Linked DNA regions of Mus musculus: regions 2 and 3 are each linked to region 1. The links are chromatin loops, found by intact Hi-C in ENCODE. Cell type or tissue: heart. All regions are shown on one strand. Region 1 overlaps Sobp (sine oculis binding protein). Region 2 overlaps Pdss2 (prenyl (solanesyl) diphosphate synthase, subunit 2). Region 3 has its middle 24 kb from the start of Bend3.

The links. A loop is a pair of places that touch in the nucleus more often than their neighbours do. Peaks named below come from ENCODE experiments on the same cell type or tissue, not always from the same donor. Only the 100,000 strongest peaks of a DNase experiment are listed, where the experiment ranks them.
Region 2: it touches region 1 in a loop (9-fold over the local background); 8 of 42 quality-filtered maps call a loop at or near these places.
Region 3: a loop joins it to region 1, with 4 times the contacts of the local background. A loop is called at or near these places in 3 of 42 quality-filtered maps.

Annotation. Positions count from the first base shown.
Region 1 is chr10:43,002,468-43,010,467 of GRCm38, reverse strand. Sobp (sine oculis binding protein) reads left to right here. Exons shown (of 7, transcript NM_175407.3): 7 at 6,054-7,968. Among named protein-coding and RNA genes, the nearest start is that of Gm5079, 15 kb to the right of the region's middle. In heart, a CTCF peak has its summit at 3,713 (motif pointing left); DNase peaks (open chromatin) are centred at 2,157, 3,707, 4,607 and 7,907; H3K4me3 peaks cover 831 bases; H3K27ac peaks cover 933 bases.
Region 2 is chr10:43,368,517-43,376,516 of GRCm38, reverse strand. It overlaps Pdss2 (prenyl (solanesyl) diphosphate synthase, subunit 2), which reads right to left. Exons shown (of 8, transcript NM_027772.2): 4 at 4,308-4,382. It also overlaps the pseudogene Rps19-ps11. Among named protein-coding and RNA genes, the nearest start is that of Gm40631, 30 kb to the right of the region's middle. In heart, no CTCF peak of the experiment used is centred here; a DNase peak (open chromatin) is centred at 4,006.
Region 3 is chr10:43,451,179-43,459,178 of GRCm38, reverse strand. It overlaps a transcript of Pdss2 not described here and the pseudogene Gm3699. Among named protein-coding and RNA genes, the nearest start is that of Bend3, 24 kb to the left of the region's middle. In heart, a CTCF peak has its summit at 6,599 (motif pointing right); DNase peaks (open chromatin) are centred at 4,318, 4,808 and 6,588; H3K4me3 peaks cover 714 bases.

The sequences.
Region 1 (8,000 bases):
CTGCTGAGAAGTAGCATTGACCACAGGCTCCGACCTTGCTGGTTTGAGAGGAATCAGGTTTCTTTCTTTCTTTTTTTTTTTTTCCTTTTTCATAGTGCTGTTTTCACTAATGGGATGTGTTCTCTCTCTCACTCTCTCTCTCTCTCTCTCTCTCTCTCTCTCTCTCTCTCTTTCTCTCTCTCTCTCTGCTACTGTTCGTAAAGAATACATAATGTGTGAGAAAAGCTGCTCTTCTAAACCTTACCTACTTGGGAGGCAGAGGCAGGTGAATTTCTGAGTTCGAAGCCAGCCTGGAACAGAGTGAATTCTGGGACAGCCAGGGCTATACAGAGAAACCCTGTCTTGAAACAAACAAACAAACAAACAAACAAACATCTACCACAAGTCCTCTGGCTGCACATGGCAAAGTTTTTCCTTCAGGGTTCCTTCTTTGTCACCTAGAATGCATATGTTCAGAGAGAGAGAGAGAGAGAGAGAGAGAGAGAGAGAGAGAGAGAGAGAGAGAGAGAGAGAGAGAGAGAGAGAGAGAGAGCAAACTCAATTCTGACACAATGACATCTGGCTTTTTTCATCCAAGGCACAATTTTGGCAAAGGCTTTTCAAAACCCTGAGGTAGAGATCAGAGTTGTCACTCAGCTCATTTGGATTGAGCACCTGTAGCAGGGACACAGTGACACCTGCTCAGATAGTCACAGAGGGTGTGGAGAGAAGAGCTGTAGAAAGGCTTATCAGCTGGTTGTGAGTACTAGACAGGATTTGAATAAAAATACACTTTTAAAAGTATTTTTATATTTATTTATTTTGTATATGTGAGTACACACACTGTCACTGTCTTCAGACACCAGAAGAGGGCATTGGACCCCATTACAGATGGTTGTGAGCCACCATGTAGTTGTTGGGAATTGAACTCAGGACCTCTGGAAGAACAGTCAGTGTTCTTAACCTCTGAGCCATCTCTCCAGCCCTAAAAAATCTATTTAATTTTATGTGTATAGGCGTGAGACTCGCTGAAACTGGAGTTAAAAGTAGTTGTGAGCTGCCATGTAGGTGCTGGGAATTGAACCTGGGTCCTCTGGAAGAGCAGCCAGTGCTCTTAACCCCGAACCATTTCTCTAGCCCTGAAGACACACTTTTTTCTTTCTTATCAGAGAATATTTCTGATTTCTTATTTGCTAAATTGAAGGAGTTAAATGGTATCCATCTCTAGGGCTCCTTCCAGCTCAGACGTTATAACGTACCTGATCACTGGTCAAGCAGAGAAAGCAAGGAAATGAACAGGAAGGAACGAGGCCAGCTCTCGCTGTGAGGGGGTGAGGCTTGCAGACTTACGGTTCTGGAAGGTGGAGATCCCAAGTGGCTCATTTTCTTAACCGTCCTGGCAAATCGTTTTCTCTGTGACATCATCAAATCCGGGATGTGTTGTTAGCTTTGTTTCTGATTGAAGTGGGTGCCTAAATAAAATAAACCCAAAATACTTGCTGTGGTATTAACACCTGTAATCTGGGAGGTGGAAGCAGGAGGCTACAAAGCAAGTCTGAGGCTGCTTGGGTTATATGAGACTTTCTGAAAAATGGAACTTAGGTAGGTAGGTAGGTAGGTAGGTAGGTAGGAAGATAGATAGATAGATAGATAGATAGATAGATAGATAGATAGATAGATAGATAGATAGATAGTCAGACAGGCAGACAGACAGACAGACAGACAGATGCAGTGTACTTGGTTTTAAAAGTACGTGAGCAGTAGCTTATTAGAAGCACAGGGTGAGTGATGGAGTTATAACCCAGAGGTGCTATATACCCTTGTATTTCCCTGCACAGCCTCCTCTTCCAATCACACGCCCTCCAGGAGAAGGGCTGTCTTTCAGTTATTCCCTCTCAGTGAGATAGAAGAAAAGAGATGGCATCCATTTCAAAGATTAAAAATGTCCAACCTGGTAAAAAGCCATTTCAAAATTCTTCAGACAGCAACAGTTGACATGGGAGGTGACAAAGCCTGCCCAGGCTCTGTAGCCCTGCCTGGCATGAGCTGGGTAAAGGACCCCTATCTGGCATCAAGCTCACAGTTTATCAGCAGCTGCAGGCGGCTCTGTTCATTGACCGCAGGGCTTTACCCTTGTGAGTGTCCCAGAATAGCCGCTGCTACCTGAGAGCAGTCTGTCCTCGGGGACTCGTTATTGTCCCAGATAAACACCGAAGCCTCCGCCAGCACGTAATGGCTGTATTTAACTCTGATAAGTGATGGGCAGCGGGATTCAAGTGAGCGGATCTCGGTTAGGGCCAGAATAATTGGGCAAAGGCAAGGTGCCTTGGCAGTGGACATTTCTTGCCTATCACAGTCAATGCTATGGGGTTTTAAACACCTGGGAAGAAATATGGCGGCCAACAGGAAGCTTGCCTTATGAATGAGCAAGACACACCTACTAGGTTTTGATTACGAAAATTATGAGGTATTTAAGAAAAGGAATAAAAGTAAAAATTTGGATAACAGACTAAATTAGCATGCTTCTGGTCAAAGATGGTGTCTCACATCACAGAAAGGCTAGCTGGGCATGGTTGGGTTTAAAATGAGAGCTTTTATTTTTCCTGGTCCACACTTTTGGGAATGGTTGTCTGGGAACTTTCTAAAATGCAGTAGCATGCATCTTGGGCTTTAAATCGAAGAGGGAAATGTGAGAATGGTCGTGTTTTGAGGGTACTAGCATTAAAAGAACTTAACAGCGTCGAGGCTCCACTTTGCTCTTAACCCTTTGGAAAGTTCTATGGGCAATTAAATCACCTTTTCAGTACTGCTTCCCCTGTGAACTTGCCAGGTAGACAGAGTATGTCTCAGCTTTTGTAGTGGGCAACTGTCATTCTGTGAGAGTGCTGGGTAGAGGGGAAGGCATGTCTGGTATTTGAAGACAGCTGGCCATAGAGACCATGCATCATGGCACTACTAGGCTTTGTATATGGGAAATAGCACACAGTGTGGGACGCGGATGAGTTATCCTGCTTTCAGACAAAAGCCATCATTCAAAGAAAACCTAAAGTGTGAGGTACAAGTATGGGCACTTTCCCAGAATCCTTTGCATTCAGAGGCACTCCAGCAATCTCTGCCACAGGAGTGTATGTGCACACATTTGTATGTGTGTACCCATGTCCAGAGCAAAAGTGACTCTAAAGCTCTGGACTTGAAGATCCAGAAAGGGCACCTTCCTTATGGAGTGACAACAGATTACTCTCTAGTTGCAAGACTATCCATACTGACCTTCATCAACAGTCCCTAAGGAGCCTGAGGGGAATAAGAGATGGCAAAGAGTACCACCCAGGCTTCCCTCATCAAGCCTTGGGGAAGAGCTAGTGAGAAACATGGCCCAGAGAACGTGGAGATAGCTGGGATGGGCATATGGATACCTCTGCCGTTTCTTTTAGTTTCTCCTCTATGTACACAGTTAGACAGTGGGGACAGGTTTTCCACCAGAATTTTTGCTGTGTGACAAAGCTCCTTAGCTTCTGACACGACCATTTTCTGAATCTCCAAGGCTATCTCTCCCCTACTTTAGAAGTTTCCGTATGTTACTTACCATTGGAAACTGGGAGAGTGGAGCCCATGTTTGCTCTCTTGCCCTAACACCAGGCTTGTAGCCTGTGCCACCAACAAGGGATTCTATCTCGTAATACCACCCCTGCTTCAAAAGTTGCCAGCAGAAAGAGACTGCCACCCTCTGGCCTTTGGGGATGTCCCAGGTGCACAAGTGTGCCAAGAGAGGAGAGGAAGGGCATGCACAGTCTCCTTTGCACGCTCTTAAAATAAGCTCTATGTAAGCAGGCTTGCAGAGCAGCAGGCCCAGGGCTGCAAAAAATAGAACGCATGCAGCTGCACCCTTTGGAACTTGGGGGGAAAACACATATTATTTACCAGACAATAATAGATACCAGAGAATAATAATGATTATTATAGTGTTTGGGATGGCAAATGCTGTACTTAAGGTTCCAGAATGGCTCTCATTATAAGCCCGATTTCCCAGTCTCTTATGAAAACCTAGACATTTTCCCTCCATAGGCTGTCGCTGGGCAGACTTGGTCTTTGTCCAAAGGTGATTTGAATACAAAGACACTTATTTGAGAGAGATTCCTTCTTTTCTCTCTCTTTTTTTTCCTTTCACTTTTTGGGTTGTGATTGCATTAAAGGAAAAGGCTATATGCATCACAGAACCAATAGTCGAAACAAGAATGGTAGTGCCTCCCAGTTACTGGAAGGAAATGTTAAAAACCACTCTTCTTTCTTTTCCTTTCAAAAGAAAGACTGTGGACACACGCACACGAACGCACCTCCTAACTCTAGCGTGTGGTCACTCTTGGTCCCAGGCCCAGAGGTGGGGATATTTCCTAGCCTCCATGCAGTGTCCCCAGAAGTGACCCCATGTGTTCTAACCCACGTTTCATTGCTCAACTCTTTTGCAATCTCTTGAGGTCTCCAATGTGTCTCCATTTCTTGATGGGTTTGTTTGGGATTCTCATCCTCCAGACAGAAAGGGGGCTAGGAGATGCAAACGCTGTACTCAGAGATTAACTTCCGCATATCCAAACTTGCCTGTGCCAGAAGAAGAGATTTCCATGGCCTGGTAGCCCCGCCCATGTCACAAGCCCCGCCCTGTTGCATATTTGTGGCCTTTTGCATTTACACTTTGGTTACTTAATATACATATTAACTGCACACGGACCTGGCGGTTTGATGTGATTTGGGGAACTCAGGCATTTCCTCCCCTGCACACTGAGAATTTCAAGCCTTGGTTTGGGCTGATGATTATTATCGTTGCCATTAACACCAGGATTTGGACGGCATGAGCTTCAGTGGAGTCCGCCCGGTAGCTGGCTGACCTTGTTCTGCTAAAAACTCTGAGATGGTTTCCAGGGCTCCGTGGCCTCCATTTCTCCTTCTATGAAGTAAAATTGTCACATTTTATCTCTAGGGTTCCCTGTGACTCCTAAATTGTATCATCTCTCGAAAATTATTTGCTCCGTATTCCAAGAATAATCTCACGGGATGTAAAGATGTTTTTGAGTCTTGTGTTTTAGCATCTCTCCAGTGCAGAGCATACCCTTTCCTGTTTCTCACAACCACATTTATCGGCAGAGGGACTCCTTGGGGACATAGTGGAAGACAGCTGCTTAACTAGTTCATTGGACAAAATTGAGTTGAACACTGCTGACCAACAAGACAGCTAGTGTAGAGAAGAGAGTTAGATGGCCCAGGCCAGAGCCCCCATCCCCACCCCCACCCCTGGGGATGTCACAGTTTGCAGGGGGCACTTCTAATTGGTTGCCTCTCAGGAATGCCTGACGCTTCAAGAGCCTGTGCTTCTGCTGAGGGGCCTGGTAGCAAACAACAGAAACCCATAAGGAAAAAGAGGTGGGGCCTCAAGTGTGTAGGCCATGTGGGGATAGCATCCGCCGGAAATAATTTGAAAGTTCGGTTTGGACCCTCAGCTCAGGTCCACCATGCATGGGTGATTTGTTATCTGACCACCTTGTGGTCTTGCGTTGTTTCAATGTGAAGAGCTGCCTGTGGCTTGCCTTTGACAGATAATAGTGAGTCTCTCAGACCTCAAACACCAGCGTTCATACGGGAAGGGCTGCTGTGGAGGTTAGAGACCCGTACCTCTCTAGGACCTTGTCTGGCTTTTGAGCGACCCTGGGTGACTCAAAAGACCTCCTCCTGGTTAATCATGTAGTCATATGGAGACTGTGTTGCTGGTTGCAAAGGATGCTGTGGTCTTTGGGGAGGGCGTGGCCCATCGCGCTCGCTCATTATGGTTTTCCAGAGAGGGCTGGAGCTTCTGTTCCTCACACAAAGCTGGCAGACCTGATCCGGAGCAGACTGAATGAAGCGCTCTGAAATCATGCCGCGGAGTCCACAGCTCTGGGATTCATCTTAGAGTGAGCTGGCACCAGAGCTGCAGCTCTCTCACTTCTGACCGGTTCTCTGCAGCTAGACAGGGTGGGAGGAGGTGGGCGGATTGGGTAGAGATTTGGTCCAGCGCATTCTCATGGATCCTTCTCATCTTTTCCCAGGAACACTCGCTCCCAGGGTACATTGCATGGAGAGAGGGCGTGGAGCAAACCATGTCATGCCATCCAGTGACACCAGCTGGTCAGCTCACCACCTCCCTCTGGCTAAAACTCAAGCAAATAACACAGCTTCCGGTCATTAAACATCTTGGAGGAAGTGGCTCTCCCTGGTGGCCTCAAGGCCGGAGAAGCCAGCAGGTCTTGGACCCATCAAGCCCGGGCCCACCATTCCTGCCCACTTCATCTAGAGTCTCCCCAGAAGAACTTAGGGATTTCGCTGGTTTAAAAACAACAACAAATAGCAAAACAAAACACCAACCCGCCACAAGGACCAATGTAGGTATCCTCGCCCCATCTTCAAGGCTCTATGGATGAGGCCGGAGGATGACAGGGACTGGAAAATAAGAACCTTTTATATATATATATAAATCTTTTTAAGAACTGCTGTGGTTTGCTGCTACGATAAGAATTGTGATTTGCTTTTATGGGTTAGGAACGGAACTGTTCACGTTTTGGTGGGGAGAGACGGGATGGTGCTGGAGTTCTCAATGCTTCCGATTCATCTCTGCCCAGCCCACGATGCACTTTTAAATGAAGAGGTAGAATATTTTATCGGCTAATATACTTTTCATGTTATTTTTTACAAAGGCCACCTTTATCCTTTTTGATGCCATATTTTCAGTGTTACACTTTTATGGCTTTTAATTTTCAATCTGCCAGATGCAGGAAGCAGCATGGATAGTTTATACTGTGGTTTTACGGAGACCGAATGCCAAGAGAACTCGGTAAATGTTTATTCTTCTCAGCTTTCTCTTGACATGCCCCTAAACAGCGCCCCATTTGGGAACAGAGCAAGAGTGTTGAACTGAAGACCAAAATGCCCTCAAGGTGTAATATAATCTGAGGGGGAATATTTGCTGGGCGTCAGGAAAGACTGGATGAAATTTCAACCCTGATGGTTTTCTGTGGTCCAGGAAGTCAGCGAGACAATCTCTCTCTGCGCAGAGTCCTTTCATGATAATTAGAATGGTATGGACAAGCCGATGCAAACAAGAGAGAAAGTGAGAAAGATCACCCCGGATTCTGTTTCACTGTTTGCTTTCTCCTGTCATGGTTAAGAGAAATGTGCAATTCGATCCTCAATCAGTGGGTGGAGGATAACAGGGTAGATTTACTTGTGTGCACTTGTACAGTTGTAGCTGCGAGTCCAGAAGTCCTCTAGAACATGTGTACTGGCACTGAGTCGCTGAGACAGTCGTACAGTGCCCCAGTCTGATGAGTACGGAAAAAAGAAAAGAAAACAAACAAACAAACAAAAAAATCCAAAAAAAGAAGAAAACTTAAAAAAAAAAAAACCAAGTCAAATCACCTTGTGATTCAGTGTATCTGTTTACTAACTCAAATAAAAGCAATTGTTCCCTCTGGAGGGGTCCAGGTGCCCCGCCCCTCCAGGCCACAGAGCCTCAGCAGGAGGGTGACAGACGCGGCGGGAGGGCAGGAGGGGCTTTACGGCTGCACTGGGGCCGCGGTCCGCGTGTACAGACTGTATTTCTATCTACGCCTTTGTACAGTCGAGTCAAGCTACTGTTTTACAGGCGCTTCTTATTTATTAGAGCCGTGGGAGCTTGGGGGGACACACCTGGCGAGCAAGCTCGCTTTTTAAACATGAAATTGGGGGGCAGGGGGAAGGGAGGCGGGAGGGAGGGGTTGCTCATACGCCCAGGGAGAGATTTATAAAAGGGAACGAAAAAAAACAAAAAAACAAAAAACAAAACAAAAAAAAAAACTTCCAACAACAAACTAAACCAGCCTACAACCCACCACCAAGCCACGCCCTGCAGGAAGCAGCCGCCCCTCTGGGAACTCCTTTTCCTGCTGCGTCGGAATTGTCAGACAAATAAATCTCTGAGAAACATCAGCTGCGCACTTACACGTGCTTATTTGGCTTTT
Region 2 (8,000 bases), 370 kb before region 1:
GTGATCATCCACTTCTGTATTTGCTAGGCCCTGGCATAGTCTCACAAGAGAGAGCTATCTTTTAAAGAAGCAATTTTTTTGAGACAGGGTCTTACTATGCAGCCCTGGTTGGCCTGGAGCTCTGTAGATCAGGCTGGCCTCTGCCTTCCAAATGCTGGGATTAAAGTCCCCCCCGTCCCCGTCCCCCCCCCCCCCCACAGGGTTTCTCTGTGTAGCCCTGGATGTCCTGGAACTCACTCTGTAGACCAGGTTGGCCTTGAACTCAGAAATCTGCCTGCCTCTGCCTCCCAAGTGCTGGGATTAAAAGCATGTGCCACCATGCCCGTAAAGGGTTCTTTAATTAGGCAAAATAGGTAAAAAAAATTTTTTTCCTTAGGTACATTTTTTCCCCCTGAGACAGAGTTTCTCTGTATAGCCCTGGCTGTCCTGGAACTTACTTTGTAGACCAGGCTGTCTTCAAACTCAGAAATCCGCGTGCTTCTGCCTCCCAAATGTGGTACATTTTTTAAAAAGTCCAAGGGCTAACCATTATTGTAAGGAAGAGATGGTTCACAAGATAGCAAATGCAAACACACAAATATCTTTTCCATGAGTGGAGGGAACAAAGGACAGTTCTGAATTACTTTGCATATTTCCCTGATCATAACTTACCTGCAATCTGCTAAATACTAGTAATTGAAGTTGTACGTTTCATTGTTGTAGGGAAATTAGGTACTAACTTCTGGGGAAAGTGATTTACAAAGCCCAGTTCCAATTCTCTCTTGCTTTAATGCACCTACCTGCCCCATAGATACCACACCACAGAAAGCTAAGTTGCCACTACCTGATCTCCATTACTGCATTAACTTGGCACAAAGAAAACAGAGCACTATTGTATTCTCTTGCCCCTGAGAGATGGGATGGATGCTCTACAGCTTAACATGACTCTCCAAGGGATTCCTTCGCATTGCAGGAGGCTGCCTGTGGAGGCTGATCAACACACCCACAGCACGGGCTTCGCTTTCCATATGACCTCTGCTTGGGACAACTTCTTAGTCATGCCAGAGCCTGCCAGCCTGGGGTGAGTGAGTGTGTGTGTGTGTGTGTGTGTGTGTGTGAGTGTGTGTGTGTGTGTGTGTGTTGGTTGATCTTTCTTTCTCTTTGCCTCTGAAGCAGTTTCTTCCACTGAAATGACAGGCACATTCAGGAAGGGGAGAGTGAGGGTTCCGGGTAAGAAGGAAAATGTGGTTAAATTGAACCTGAGGTGGAAATGAAGGCTGTATCAATGGCTGCTGTGGCCAACTACACCTTTTTGTTTTCATTATTGAAAAATAACTGATCTTCAAAGGGTTTAGCTATATTCTGGATCTTAACTGATTTGAAAAGACTCAGGTGCTTTAAAGGGCTCTGTCTGGAGAGGTGGAGGGCAGAAGAACAAAGCAGTACTATATATTTTTTAAGGGAAATGTATTAGCTAATGGTAAAATCAGCAAATGGTGCTTGCTCAGTGACTCTTCCGTTACATCAGTAACCCTTCAAAGCCTTTGTTGCTTCTTCTGTTCTTTTTCCAAACAGATTATGCATTTTAAAAACCACATGGGGCTTGGAATCTAATTAAACAAACAAACAAACAAACAAACAAACCCTGAGTTCAAATCTAACCCTCAAACATATTAATGAATAAGATTTAGACATTTAAGTTGGATGCTATTATCAGCGCTAAATTAATTGTAAGCCTTTCTTCCCTAAGATGAGACCATCTCTCAAGGACGCGCCTACTCATCTCAGGTAACATGAGCAACAAAGCTGTCAAAACTGCATAACAAGTCGTTATTGTTGCTGTTAGGCTTCCTGACACAGGGAACTTAACATTGTCATACGATGATGAGTGAAGTGGGCTAATTACGGTGCACGGATAGTAAGAGTGGGTAAATTAAGAGAGCAACCCTACAAGAACATGCTCACTTCAAGGTCTTAAGTGTGTGTGATGTGTACCTATGACCTCAGGGTGGGAAGTGGAAGGCTATGACTGGCCGAGGCAGGAGGATTACATGATGTGTGTGCTTGCTTGCTTGCTTCTGTTTTTTCAGACAGTCTCAGTATCTCAGGCCTAGATGTTATTCTGTAGCTCAGGTTAGCCTTGAACACATGGCAGCCTGTGTGAGTCCAGCCAAACTTATTGTGACATCTTGTCTCAACAAATAAACACCCTCAAAAACAAAACTAACAGATACTAGTAATTAATGCACACTTTCTATGGGACTGAGATGGATGCCTCGGAGACATCCCAGGTGAGAACAATGTCCCAGCTGCATCCACAGATCGCTGTGGCAGCATCTTGGTGAGACCATAGGCATGGCCAATGGAAGCTGATCAAACCATGGTTAGTTAGGGTAGAGTGGGAGTAGAAGAAGAAAGAGGCTAAGAGCATAGGGTTTTAAGTTCGAATCCCAGGTAAGTTGTGTAACCTTGAATTCTAAGCCCCCATTTTCACATCTCATAACGAGAACAGCACCCACCCTCTCTCGGGACTTTTGTGAACAACAAATGAAGAAGCCGGTAAATCATTCAAAATGTTACTCGAGCCCTTTCCCCTGGCTGGCAGGGCGGAGGCGCACGATGCCTGGAGTTACTGTAAAAGACGTTAACCAGCAGGAGTTCGTCAAAGCTCTGGCAGCCTTCCTCAAAAAGTTCCGGAAGCTGAAAGTCCCCAAATGGGGAGACACAGTCAAGCTGGCCAAACATAAAAGCTTGCCCCATATGATGAGCTCTGATCCTACACACCAGCTGCTTTCACAGCACGGCACCTGTACCTCCGTGGGGGTGCTGGGGTTGGTTCTATGACCAAGATCTATGGAGGATGGTAGAGATATGGTGTCAGACCCAGCCACTTCAGCCAGAGGCTCTAAGAGTGTGGCCCGCCGGGACCTCCAAGCCCTGGAGGGGCTGAAAATGGTGGAAAAGGACTAAGATGGGGCCACAAGCTATCACCTCAGGGACAGAGATCTGGACAGGATCACTGGACAGGTGGCAGCTGTCAACAAGAAGCATTAGAACAAAGGATGCTGGGTTAATAAATTGCCTCATTCATAAAAAAATAAAATAAAATGTCACTTGCTTATCGGCCATCATCTTCATATTATGTGCAAGGCAACCTTCGGCGAGTAGAGCCAGATCCTAAGCTACCCCCGAGCAGTGGTGTTAACCTTCAGTCACACAGAGAGCCACTCTTGTCTGTGGAAGTCTTGCAAACACAGTTCAGTGTGGTCCACATCTTGTGAGGTCTCCACATTCCAATGTGCTACTGAGGTGAGGTCAGAGACGCCTTGTGTGGACGGTGCGTCCGTCCCTGAGTCAGATGATAGCAGATGTCCATGGTACAACATTCTTTACATTTCACTAACCGCTGCTGTAACCTTCCAGAGCTCCTGAGTTATACTTCAGATTTAATTTCTTAAAATCTAAGTTGCTCATGCCCTAGATTCACTCTTAGTAAAATTTGCCTCTACTTTTTTCAAGTGGACGGGCTACTGCTTAGGATGTTCATGTAAGCGTATATATTTTTAATTTGTAGTGAGTGATAGCTTGCTAATGCAGGAGTTAAGGAAGTTACAGTAATGAGCCGTCGAGAGGAACCCCTGGTAACAGTAGATATCATGGCGAATGGCGGCGGTGGGCAATGGAGCATTCGCTTCACACCCAATCTCCCGCTGAAATGAAGGAACTGCGTTTTAAGGAAATAAAAGCTAACCTTTCTTGAGATGACCTGTTAAATGAGTCAAAAAGCCCTAATTCTAAACCTATAAAATTAATCAAAACAACCCAACTGTGCAACTGTCCTACTTTCTACCACAGAGACTCTAATAATGCAGTAAATTTCTGGACCTTGGAACTAAAAGCCATTTCACTCCTGCTCCTGCCCTTCCTGACAGCCACACTCAAGCTTGCTGCCTGACACAGAGCCTCTTTTCTCTGGGGAGAGGCTGGCGCAGCCACCCGGCATAAGCAGTGCTTCCTGCCAGCAGCCCTCATGACTGTGCTACCTGCCGGCCAGCAGTGCCCTGGTGTCTGCCCGGCTGCTGCGGCCAAACAGATTGAGATTCCAGCCGGAGGAGCAGGGGTTGCTTTAATTGGCTAAAGCTGATATGTACTGAGCGTATGGCCATGAATTTGTAGCCAAAACACTAATCTAAAAAAAAAAAAGAAAAGAAGAAAAAAGAAAAATCATGTGCAGTTTAAACGTAAATCAGGAAGGAAATGCTTGCCACCTGACCCCGCCCTGCAGCAGAACCTCAAGGGTAACACTTTTCAAGTTTGCAATTCCATACCTTGGTGGAAGCAGAGTTCTCCTGGTATACTCCATGCACCAAGTCCATAAGAGCACTTGATAAAAGCTCCACAACCTAGAGAGACAAGAGAAACAAATGGAATGAATAATCCAAGGTGCAGCTCCAGTTAGTCACAATGTAGGATTTGAACAGAGAATTTGAATAGAGGATGAATGAACTATTAACTCAATTTTCTGCTTGCTTATTTCTGTTAAGTGGCTACTTTTCCAGGACTCCCATACTGGGAGTCCTTACGACACTAATTTTTATACTTAGTACAGAAAGAACAAACAACAGCAAGACAATAGCTCACCTTTCAAATGTGCCTGTTCTATTGTACTTAAAATACACCATGGAGTGGGATGGGGCAGTGCACACTCCCACGTCACAGCACTCCCCATGCAAAGTTAGGCAGCTCTCAGTGAGTTCCAGGCCGGCCTGGTCTACACAGCAAATCCCCTAACAGTCAGGGCTACACAGAAAGACCCTGACTCAGAAAAACCAAACTGTTGTGGGGGATTCATTGGCGAAGATGGATGGGCCATGGGATAAAGGCAACAGAAAGTCTTTATTAGTCGGCTGGCAATTACACTGGGTGTTTGGGATCTGGGTCTTTCTCAGGGTGAGCTTTCAGGTACAAGAACCATGTTCTGGATTGACATACTTCAGTTAACAAGAACAGTCAGCCAAAGTGGAACTGCAGAATACAGAAGCCAAGAAGCAAGGTTAGCTCACATAGAGGCGTTCCCAGAACGATGGGCTTTAATAGACTGGGCCTTTGCTTGAGTTCTGGCAGGTCATGCTGTGTGCTGAGTGTTACAGCCTGAGTGTACGTCCATCAAGCAGTCGGTTGTGCTAAAGTCTCGGGGCCTGGCACACCACTAACAATAAAAAATAATGCACTATGGACATAGTCCCCAGAGGACCCCTGGGTCAAATACACCATCAACACTGAAAATTTTGACAGAACTATTAGAAAAGACCCAAGCAAAATCAAGTGTTGAATTTGTTTCACAATGTGAAACAAATGGTCTCTTTGTAATTGTTTACATAAAGCATCTTAATTCAAGAGGATAAAATAGCTAGACCGTTGGTAATGTTCAATGCAGCCATTTCAAACAGGAGCTCCGCAAAGCAAGCTCGTCGTCCACTTCTTACGGAGCCTTCGAATGTATTTAGCTTCCTATGCCACGTAATCTGTATCTGAGCTCTACTCTTGGTTTCCTGAAGTTTAGCTCAGTTCTGATTGAATTAAAGGATTCTGTTTCAGCTTTTATCATTGCTGTAACTGAAGTAAGCCAAAGGATACACACTGAGACATGCAGATACTTTAATCTCTGGTACCTTGTATTTAATAACACATTTTCTTAGAGGAAAATGACATCGATTTGAAAAAAGACCTCTTTTAAATTTTAACACACAAACATTTACCTTTATTTACATTCACACTGCATACATACTGCTGCTGATATGGAAATTTTGCTGATTGAAGGCATTTTTTTCTAGCTCTGCACATGAGCTAATTTGTATGACCCATAGGTTTTTTTTCCCCCTCCCTTCTTCAAATAACATTGTCCTATAAGTAATTAAATACTTTAAGGAATATTATAGTAACACAAGCTACAGAGGGACTGGAAGCACAGCGACCCGACAGTACTACCAGATGTGCTGAGTTATTTAAGTGGGGAAGAGAGAAAAATGAATGGATGTCTTTATCCTGAAAGTATCAGATAAGCCCCATTCCCAAAGCCAGAAGGATTGAATATCGCCAATAGGTCTATGAAAGTCTGTAACTAAACACACAGCAGCAGACTGGATTACAGTTTATACAAGCACATCCCAAGAGCTCCTTGATGGCCTGACACATAATACAGATCAATCACTCACTAAGAGATGTTATAGTTTTGAAACAGTTGGGGCTCGGAGACCAGTTCTGGTCGTGTGAAGAGGGGTCTACGAAGAGAAAGTGCAATGTCAAAATGATGGCATGAACTTTTAACAGATCTGGCTTGGATAATCAAGGTTTCCTTTACCCCTGAAATACCAGACTGTCTTAGTCAGGGTTTCTATTCCTGCACAATCATCATGACCAAGAAGCAAGCTGGGGAGGAAAGGGTTTATTCGGCTTACACTTTCCACATTGCTGTTGATCACCAAAGGAAGTCAGGACTGGAACTGAAGCAGGTCAGGAAGCAGGAGCTGATGCAGAGGCCATGGAGGGATGTTACTTACTGGCTTGCTCAACTTGCTTTTTTCTTTCTTCTTCTTCTTCTTCTTCTTCTTCTTATTTTTCTTTTTTTTTTTGTTTTTTTTTTGTTTTTTGTTTTTGTTTTTTCGAGACAGGGTTTCTCTGTATCGCCCTGGCTGTCCTGGAACTTACTCTGTTCCATGTTCCAGGCTGGCCTCAAACTCAGAAATCCGCCTGCCTCTGCATCCCAAGTGCTGGGATTAAAGGCGTGCGCCACCATGCCCAGCTTGCTTTCTTATAGAACCCAAGACTATCAGCCCAGGGATGGTCCCACCCACAAGGGGCCCTCCCCCTTGGTCACTAATTGAGAAAATGCCTTACAGCTGGAACTCACAGAGGCACTCCCAACTGAAGCTCCAGCTCCTTTCTCTGTGATAACTCCAGCTTGTGTCAAGTTGACACAAAACCAGACAGTACACTGACGAGGCAGAAGCAACAAAACCATTCTGCTCTGACCTTTTTTCTTAGTTTGTTCAGTTTATATATAAAAGACCTGTACTCACAAGTGGTTCTACTTGAACAGGTACCTCTACAGCTATGGCAACCAGAAAGGAGAAACAAATGGAGGGAGGAAGAGCACTAAGAACAGGGACAGGCAGTCTTAAGGAGCTGACTGTGTCCCAGGCTAATCTGTACACTGCATATAGAAATGCCTTTCTAGAGCCTGGAATGTTAGTTTAAACAATTACATCAAAGAATTTCATCATTCTTTAAAACTGCAAATACTTATATAGAGGTCATTCATAATGCAATAAATGTATTTAACATATTTTGTGTTTTGTTTTATTTTTTTGTTTGTTTGTTTTGTTTTGGCTTTTGAGGCAGCACTGGCTAGAACGTACAACATAGGCTAGGCTTGCCTCAGACTTACAGAGACCTGACTGCCTCTGCCTTTGGAGTGCTGGAATGCCTGGCTCAGACTCTTTTAAAAAAATACATCTATGTGTATGTGTGTGTACCTGCTCATTTGCATGTGCACCATGTATGTCAGGTATCCATGGGGGACAGAAGAAGGCCCCTGGGACTGCGGTTACAGGGAGCTCACAGCTGCCTCATTGGGTGCTGGGAACCAAATCAGAATATCTGTGGAGCAGCGAGTGCCCTTCCCCACTGAGCCACGTCTCCTGTCCCAACTTGAGATTCTTGGGAAAGAATTTACATCATCAACAGTGTCATGAAGGGCTGGCAAGATCAACTCAGCGTATAAAGGTGCTTGCTGCCAAGCTGACAATGAATGACCTGAGACTCACATGGTGGGAAGAAAGTCAGTGACTTCCCCACGTTGTCCTGTGACTGCCACATATGCAGTGTGTATGTGTGTGCATGATTTAAACATAATTTTAAATGTGACTGTGTTGTGTGTGTGTATATATAATTTTAAAAACTATATTAAGAGCTAGTGGAGATAATGGCACCCAGAGGGGAATCTAGAATCTAAAAGTCAA
Region 3 (8,000 bases), 450 kb before region 1:
AATATTTTTAAGCTGGATTCTTCTAAAGAAATTTATTAAGCTCATCATTTTGAAAGCTGGAAGATAAAAACCGTGCAAGCAAACCCATTTGTGGGGCCCCTTCTGGGGGACCAGCAACTTAGTAACAGGTGGCATTGTGAAAAATGTGTGCTCAAGAGGCAGAGGAGTGTTTCCAGACTGAGTCTTGCTATTTAGCCCATGCTGGCCTTGAACTTGTGATCCTCCGGCCACGTTCTGGGATTATAGGTGAGTGCTGCCATGCCTCGATGATGTGCTCCTTTGAAGACAGCTCTCCCTGAAGATAGAACCTAGGTTCAGCCCTTCTGATGACTTGAAGACCTTTCCAGTAAACCCCACTCCTTAATACTGCCAAACCAAGGACCACATTCTCACACATGAACCACCAGAGGAGAGACTTACTGCATCCAGACCACCCAAACAGCCTCTGTCCTCACCAACACCTCATTGTCTCTACTTGCTGAAACCAAGAACTAGGTACCAGTCACCAGCAAACTTGTGCCACTGTTTTTCTTTGACTTTGTTCTCTCTTCTTTCTTTCTTTTTTTCCATGCCTAGTTTATTTTATTAATTTATGTTATGCATATTGGTATTTTTCCTGCACGTGTATCTGCACACCACGTGCTCAAGTTACAGAAGGTTGTGAGTCACCATGTGGGTACTGGAAATTGAACCAGGGTCCTCTGGAAGAGCAGAGGACACGCCTGGCCCAAGGCAACTCTTATACAGGCAAACATTTAATTGGGGCTGGCTTACAGGTTCAGAGGTTCAGTCCATTATCATCAGGGCAGGAAGCATCACAGTGTCCAGGCAAGCATGGTGCTCTAGAAGGAGCTGGGAGTTCTACATCTTTTTTTTTTCCCCCTTTGGTTTTTCGAGACAGGGTTTCTCTGTGTAGCCCTGGCTATCCTGGAACTCATTCTGTAGACCAGGCTGGCCTCCAACTCAGAAATCTGCCAGCCTCTGTCTCCCAAGTGCTGGGATTAAAGATGTGTGCCACCACTGCCCCTCAAAAGTTCTGCATCTTGATTCAATGGCAGCCAGGAGAAAACTGTCTTCCTAGGAGCTAGGAGGAGGGTCTGAATACCCACCCCTACAGTAACACACTTCCTCCAACAAGGCCACACCTGCTCCAACAAGGCCACACCTCCTAATAGTGCCACTTCCTGAGCATAGCATATTCAAATCCCAGAAGCACTAGGGAAGTTCTTTAGGAAGAAAATCCCAATCCAGACATTTTAGTTATTCCTTTATTGCTATGAAGAGACACCATGCTCAAGGCGACTCTTACGAATGAAAACACTTAACTAGGGGCTGGCTTACAGTTTCAGAGGTTCAGTTCATTCTCGTCATGGTAGGAAGCATGATGTCCTGCTGGCAGACACTGAAGTGGTGGCTAAGGACTGTATCCTGATCCATAGTCAGAGAGAGACACTGGGCTTGGCATGGGTTTTGAAACCTGAAAACTTGCCCTCAGTGACACACTTCCTCCAGCAAGGCCACACCTCCTAGTCCTTCTAATCCTTTCACATAGTGCTACTTCTCAATTCAGTATTCAAATATATGAGCCTATGGGGTCCATTCTCCTTCAAATCACCACACGAGCCAATGGAATATTCCATTTTGCCTCATGTTCCATGGAGATAACAATTGCTACTCATGGTACCCAACACTCAGAGGCCGAGGCAACCGTGGGCTGTACAGTAAGACTTTATTTTACAAGAACAACAAAACAACGCCCCACCCCCAACACACACACCATTCTCTTTTACTAACATGGAACCTTATTTTCTTGATTCTATCATGGGCAATTTCTGACTCAATTGTAGATTTACTTTGTTGTTGTTGTTGTTTGTTTTTGACACAGGGTTTCTTTGTATAGCCCTGGCTGTCCTTGAACTCCCTCTGAAGACCAGGCTGATCTGGAATCCTCAGAGATTGCCTGCTTTGGCCTTGCTGAGGTTAAAGGCATGGGCCACCATCACCCAGCTTTGTCTCAGTGTTTTAAACTACTGATGATACAGTAATAAAGAAAAGAAAATCTACAATTAAGCCGAGCGTGGTGGCGCATGCCTTTAATCCCAGCACTCAGGAGGCAAACAAACAAACAAACAGCACTGGGCCAGGCTTGGTGGTACACGTTTGGAATCCCAATACTAGGGAGCCGGAGGCTGGAGAATTGTCACCAGTGTGAGGCCTGCTTGGGTTACATAATCAATTCCAGGCTAGCTTGGGCTATGAACTAAAATCCTGTGGAGGCTTGAAGGGCTAAAGCAACAAAGTCCTTGCACTCTGGGAGGAACAGACAGCTTCTGGGGCAGAGAGCTCACTGAAATCACCTTTAGTTCACCATTTTCCTCAATGGAGGAAAAGAGACACTGGGTTCAATGTGCTCGGGATTGAGTGGTCAGAAGTACGGCAAGATGAAACCCCCTCACGTAAATGACCCAGTGACCTTCTGACCTATATAATCAGCACCAGCAGAAAGCACAGGGAGCATACAGGCCTCTGGAGTCAGCAAGAGTTTGAGGGAAATCAGCCCACAGAATTCCAACAACCCACATTTACCTGCTACTGTTCTCTGAGTAGTCTAAGTTGAAATGTTTAAAAATTAGGCTGGGCTCGGTCTTAGCGCCATCTTCCTTGAGACTCCTGCGCCATGAGAGCGAAGTGGCGGAAGAAGAGAATGCGCAGGCTGAAGCGCAAGAGAAGAAAGATGAGGCAGAGGTCCAAGTAAGCCTGCCGGTGCACCCACGACGCCTGCAGGAGCAGAAGTGAGGGATGCTGAGGGCCGGGACAAGCTATCGGACTGTGTGCTGCCATCGGTAATGAGTCTCAGTAGACCTGGAACGTCACCTCGCTGCGATCGCCTGGAGAAATGACCGCCTTTCTTACAACCAAAACAGTCCCGCTGGCCCTCTGCCCTGGACCCCCGGCACTCTGGACTAGCTCTGTTCTCTTGTGGCCAAGTGTAGCTCGTGTACAATAAACCCTCTTGCAGTCAGCTTAAGAATCAAAAAAAAGAAAAAAAAAAGAAAAAGAAAAGAAAAGAAAAAAAGAAAAAATTAGGCTGGACTGGGCATGGTGGCGCACGCCTTTAATCCCAGCACTCGGGAGGCAGAGGCAGGCAGATTTCTGAGTTCGAGGCTAGCTTGGACTACAAAGTGAGCTCCAGGACAGCCAGGGCTACACACACAGCCAGGGCTATCTCGAACCTCCCCTCCCCCCCCCCCAAAAAAAAAATTAGGCTGGGCGGTGGTGGCGTCTCCCAGCACTTGGGAGGCAGAGGCAGGTGGATCTCTGAGGTTGAGGCCAGCCTGGTTTTCAGAGCAAGTTCTAGGACAGAGAAACTCAGTCTACACAGAGAAACCCTGTTTCAAAAGAGGACAAAGAAAATTTTATTTATTTATTTATTTATTTTCGAGACAGGGTTTCTCTGTATAGCCCTGGCTGTCCTGGAACTCACTTTGTAGACCAAGCTGGCCTCGAACTCAGAAATCCGCCTGCCTCTGCCTCCCAACTGCTGGGATTAAAGGTGTGTGCCACCACACCCAGCACAATTAAAAATAAAAAGGTTTTTACACTTATTTATTTTATTGTATGAGTTTTGCCTGCATATTATGTCTGTGTACCAAGTGGGTGCCTGGTGCCCACGGAGGTCAGAAGTGGGTGTCAGACTCCTCTACAACTGCAGTTCGGAATGGATGGTTGTGAGCTACCACATGGGGGCTGGGAACTGAAGCTGTCTCTTTCAAAAGCAGCAAGCACTCTTGAGTACGGAGCCATATCTTCAGCTCCTACATCTGAAAAAAAAAATTAAGGACTAGCTTCTTCGCTTCCAACGATTTTAATTAATTAATAGTTAATTTTTTGAGATGGCTAACTTCCAAAACACAGAGATTTGCCTGCCTCTGCCTCCTGAATGCTGGGATTAAAGGTGTGTGCCACCATTACCCAGCTAAATTTTAAACTTTCACATGTAGACTACTCAGAAGGCAGTATCAGGTAAATGTGGATTATTGGAGTTCTGTGGCCCAGGTATGCGACCCCTCTTATTCCCAGTAAATCAACAGTATACTTGCGTAAAATGTACAGAGTGTATTTGGCAAAAAGCAGGTAAAGAAGTGACTTTAGTTACCTACCACAGGGTCTCTGGTCTAGGCTACACTAAGTGAATGCGCTTTTCTCATGCTTAAATTCTTCTAACCGGGAGTGAGTGTGGCTCCTATCAGTTATAGAAAGAGGTGAGTGGGACCGCTTAGGACCTAAATATAGGGCTAAGCATGCCTGTCCTGGCAGGAGAGCTCTTTGGCTGATGGCCTGGCCAGTTTTCATGTGACAAAGCTTTCAAAATTAACTCCATGTAGACTTGCAAGTCTTTAGGGAATGAAGACATGGGTAGGCAAGAGATCATTTTAAATCTTCAGTCAGAGGCTAGCCCTGGAAGCAGAGAGGAAAAGCCTGAAACATCAGAGGAAACAAGTGGGGGGTGAGCAAGGAGACAGAACGGATCTGGGAGATGGCATAGAGGCTTGGGAGGGGGTCGCATGGGTGGTGGGAGTGTGTGTGGGGGTGGGGGTGGCTGAGCAGGACTGTACCTGAGAAGGATGGGGAAGCTGTGGGCCACAGCTGAGGCAGAGAAGTGGGTAATACAGTATTGTAATTCACACTTTTGAGTAGCTGGAGGGGAGGGCAGGGCAGAAAGGACAGACAGCAGGTAAGCCTGCCAAGATGCTGGTAAGCAGGCCTTCTTCTGACCTTTGCCACAAAGCTTCCAACATGTGACAACCAGCTTGGTGCTTGGCTGTTTCCTGAAAGACAAATGTAGTCACTGACTGTGACAAGAGATGGGGAGAGAGAGGGAGACCCTGGTCCCAGACCTCTGGCTCTGCAGCTCTCTTTCAGTAAGTGTTGGTTTCTCAGACTCCCTGTCTGAACTAGGAGATGCCAGGAAGAGTGAGAGGCCAAGACAGACATCCAGGAACTGACCATTGACCCTTTACAGCCTTGTCTCCATGAAGATCTAAGGAGCACGACATTTTGTTTTTATTTTGAGACAATGTGTTGGCACATACCCTAGGGTGGCCTCAAACTCATGATGCTCTTGAAAGATTGGTAACATTTATGCAAGAAGATTACTACCCTCTGGATGGAATGAATCTTTTTATCTTCACATACCCTCTCCTTTTCTCTCACCTCTTTCTCTGTCTTTTGTTTGTTTTGTTTTTTGTTTGTTTGTTTGTTTGTTTTTGAGACAGGGTCTCATGCAGCTTGGACTAGTCTGGAATCCATTATGTAGACATGAAAGCCTTAAAATCCTGATTCTCCTGCCTCTACAGCAGGTACAGGTATGTTCCACCATACCAGGTTTTATAATAAAGACTTTAAAAAAAATCCAACTAAACATTTAGAATAATCAAAAACTCTTTAATAAAAAGTCTTGTTAGCTGGTGGCACACACCTTTAATCCCAGCACTTGGGAGGCAGAGGCAGGTGGATTTCGGAGTTCGAGGCCAGCCTGGTCTACAGAGTGAGTTCCAGGACAGCCAGGGCTACACAGAGAAACCCTGTCTCGAATAAATAAATAAATAACCACAGTAAAGCTGCATGACTATACACATTCATAACAAACAAACTTGGGTGCTGGAGAGATGGCTCAGTGGTCAAGATCACAGTATCCTTACAGAGCACCCAAGGCTGAGTCCTAGAACTCCGATGGTCACTCACAGTGATTCCAGTTCCAGGGGCTCTGACTTCTTCTGGCCTCTGCGGATACCACGTATGCACATGGTGTACATACATGCATATGTGCAGTCAAAGCACTCATACACCGAAAATAAAGTAACTACATCTTTTTTAAAAATGATGAACTGTAACTTAGGACTGGGGAGATGGCCCAGTGGTTGAAGTGCTTGCCTTGTAAGCCTGAGGCTGGAGTTTTGATTCACCAGCCCCACCACGTGAAACTCCAGACAGTATGGTGGCTCGTTTGCCATGCTAGCCTCTGAAGGCACACAGAAGGGATTCCCAGAGCAAGTTGGCTAATGAGACCAGCCATACCTCTGAGTTCAGGGTTTGACTGAGAGAGCCTGCCTCAGTGAAAAAGACGTGTTATTGAAGATGACTGTGGACATCAGCTTTGGGCGTCCGTGTGCACCCACACATATGCAAACTTGCATAAAACATATGCGTGTGTGCTCACACACACACAGAGAAATGGAAAAAGAAAAACCACATAACTGTAGATGTAATTTTAGTTATGCAAAATTTACAAGAACTTGCTCCCATTCCCTGCTTAGCTTCTGTTGGAACTGGATAAATAAAGACTGGAGATGGGAATTAAAGGCTATGCTAGTGGTCAGGAGCAGCTCTGGGTCTGAGCTGCAGCCACACAGCAGAAGAAATGCATGTGGACTTCTGAAAGAAAAGAGGGCAGGCGTGAGAACTCTGATCCTCACGCGCCCCTCCCCCACACCCCTCGCTGAGCCTCTGAATCACAGCTACCTGGGACAGTCGGGACAGTAGGACCTCTGGATTCAGTCATCTTCTATGGTATTCCAAACAGGACCACTACTGCCACCAGGTGGCATCAAACTGTAGCCAGGCCTGGCATGAATTTAACATGGCTAGCTGGGCTCCCAGAGTCCTCAGCTGTGTGAACCCCCACCAGCCACTCCGTTGTCAGCTTCACAAACACAGTTCACACGCCTGGATTCGTGGCCGACTGTGGTCGGGTTTTACCGTATCGATTTATAACTAGAATTGAGGGGAGGCCTCTTAGACAAAATGATGAAGGAGATGAAATTAGACATTGTGATAAATATCTTATGCACACGAGTTCACTGAATCCCTTTTATGCATAAGGTATCAATAGAACAAAGCGAAAGTCATCTTTGTAAGTTAAACAGTTCCGCCTGTAAGTTAACTATTGCTGATTGGCAGACAATTCGTAGGGTGTGGAGACATGCAGACACAGCTCATCCCATGAGCTTATTCGTTGTTTCTAAAGTTTTAATATGGGCATTTCATGAATATCAGTTCCTCTACCTTGGGGGGTGTATATTATAAGTGTGTGATGGGAGGGTCCCCAGTGTGCCATGGTACATCTGTGGGAGACGGATGGTAACCTCAGGAACATGGTTATCTCACTTCTCCATGGGTTTGGGGACAGAGCACAGGTCTCCAGGGTCTTGTGGTACAAGCTTTTACCCCCCCTGAGACATTCTGCCACCTCCCACCCCCACCCTGGCACCCCGCTGTTTTTGAGACAGTTTCTCACTGAATTTAAGAGATCCACAATTTGACCAGCCCGGCTGGCCCCTGGGGTCCTGCTGATGGGATTTTCTCAGTTCTGAGATTACAGTGCACCTGTGCACCTGGCCCTGGATTGATGGATTGATTGATTGATTTTACATTGGTTCTGGGGACTCAAATTCAGTTCCTCATGCTTACACAGCAAATGCTTTACAGACCGAGCCATTTCCTCAGCTTTTAGAGTCCTCTCCTTCCTTCCTTCCTTCCTTCCTCTTTCTTTTTCTTTCTTTTCTTTCTTCCTCACTTTCTTCTTCCTCCTCCTTTCTTCTTCCTCCCCTCTTTTCCCCTCCCATTCCTTTCCCCTTCCTCCCCCCTCCTCCTCCCCCCTCCTCTCTCCTCCTCCTCTCTCCTCCTCCTCCTCCTCCTCCTCCACCTCTTCTTCTTCTTCTTCTTCTTCTTCTTCTTCTTCTTCTTCTTCTTCTTCTTCTTCTTCTTCTTCTTCTTCTTCTTCTCCCTCTCCTTCTCCTTTTCTCTTTCTTTTTTGGACAGGGTCTCAAAACAAGGCTGTCCTTGAATGCATAGAAATCCACCTACCTCTGTCTTTCAAGTGATTAGATTAAAGGGTTATGCCTTCAAGCTTTATCTATTCTTGCATGGGGGTGGGGGGGGCGGTGTTCTAATGAAGCTCCAGCTAGCCTTGAATTCATGATCCTTCATGCCTCAGTCTC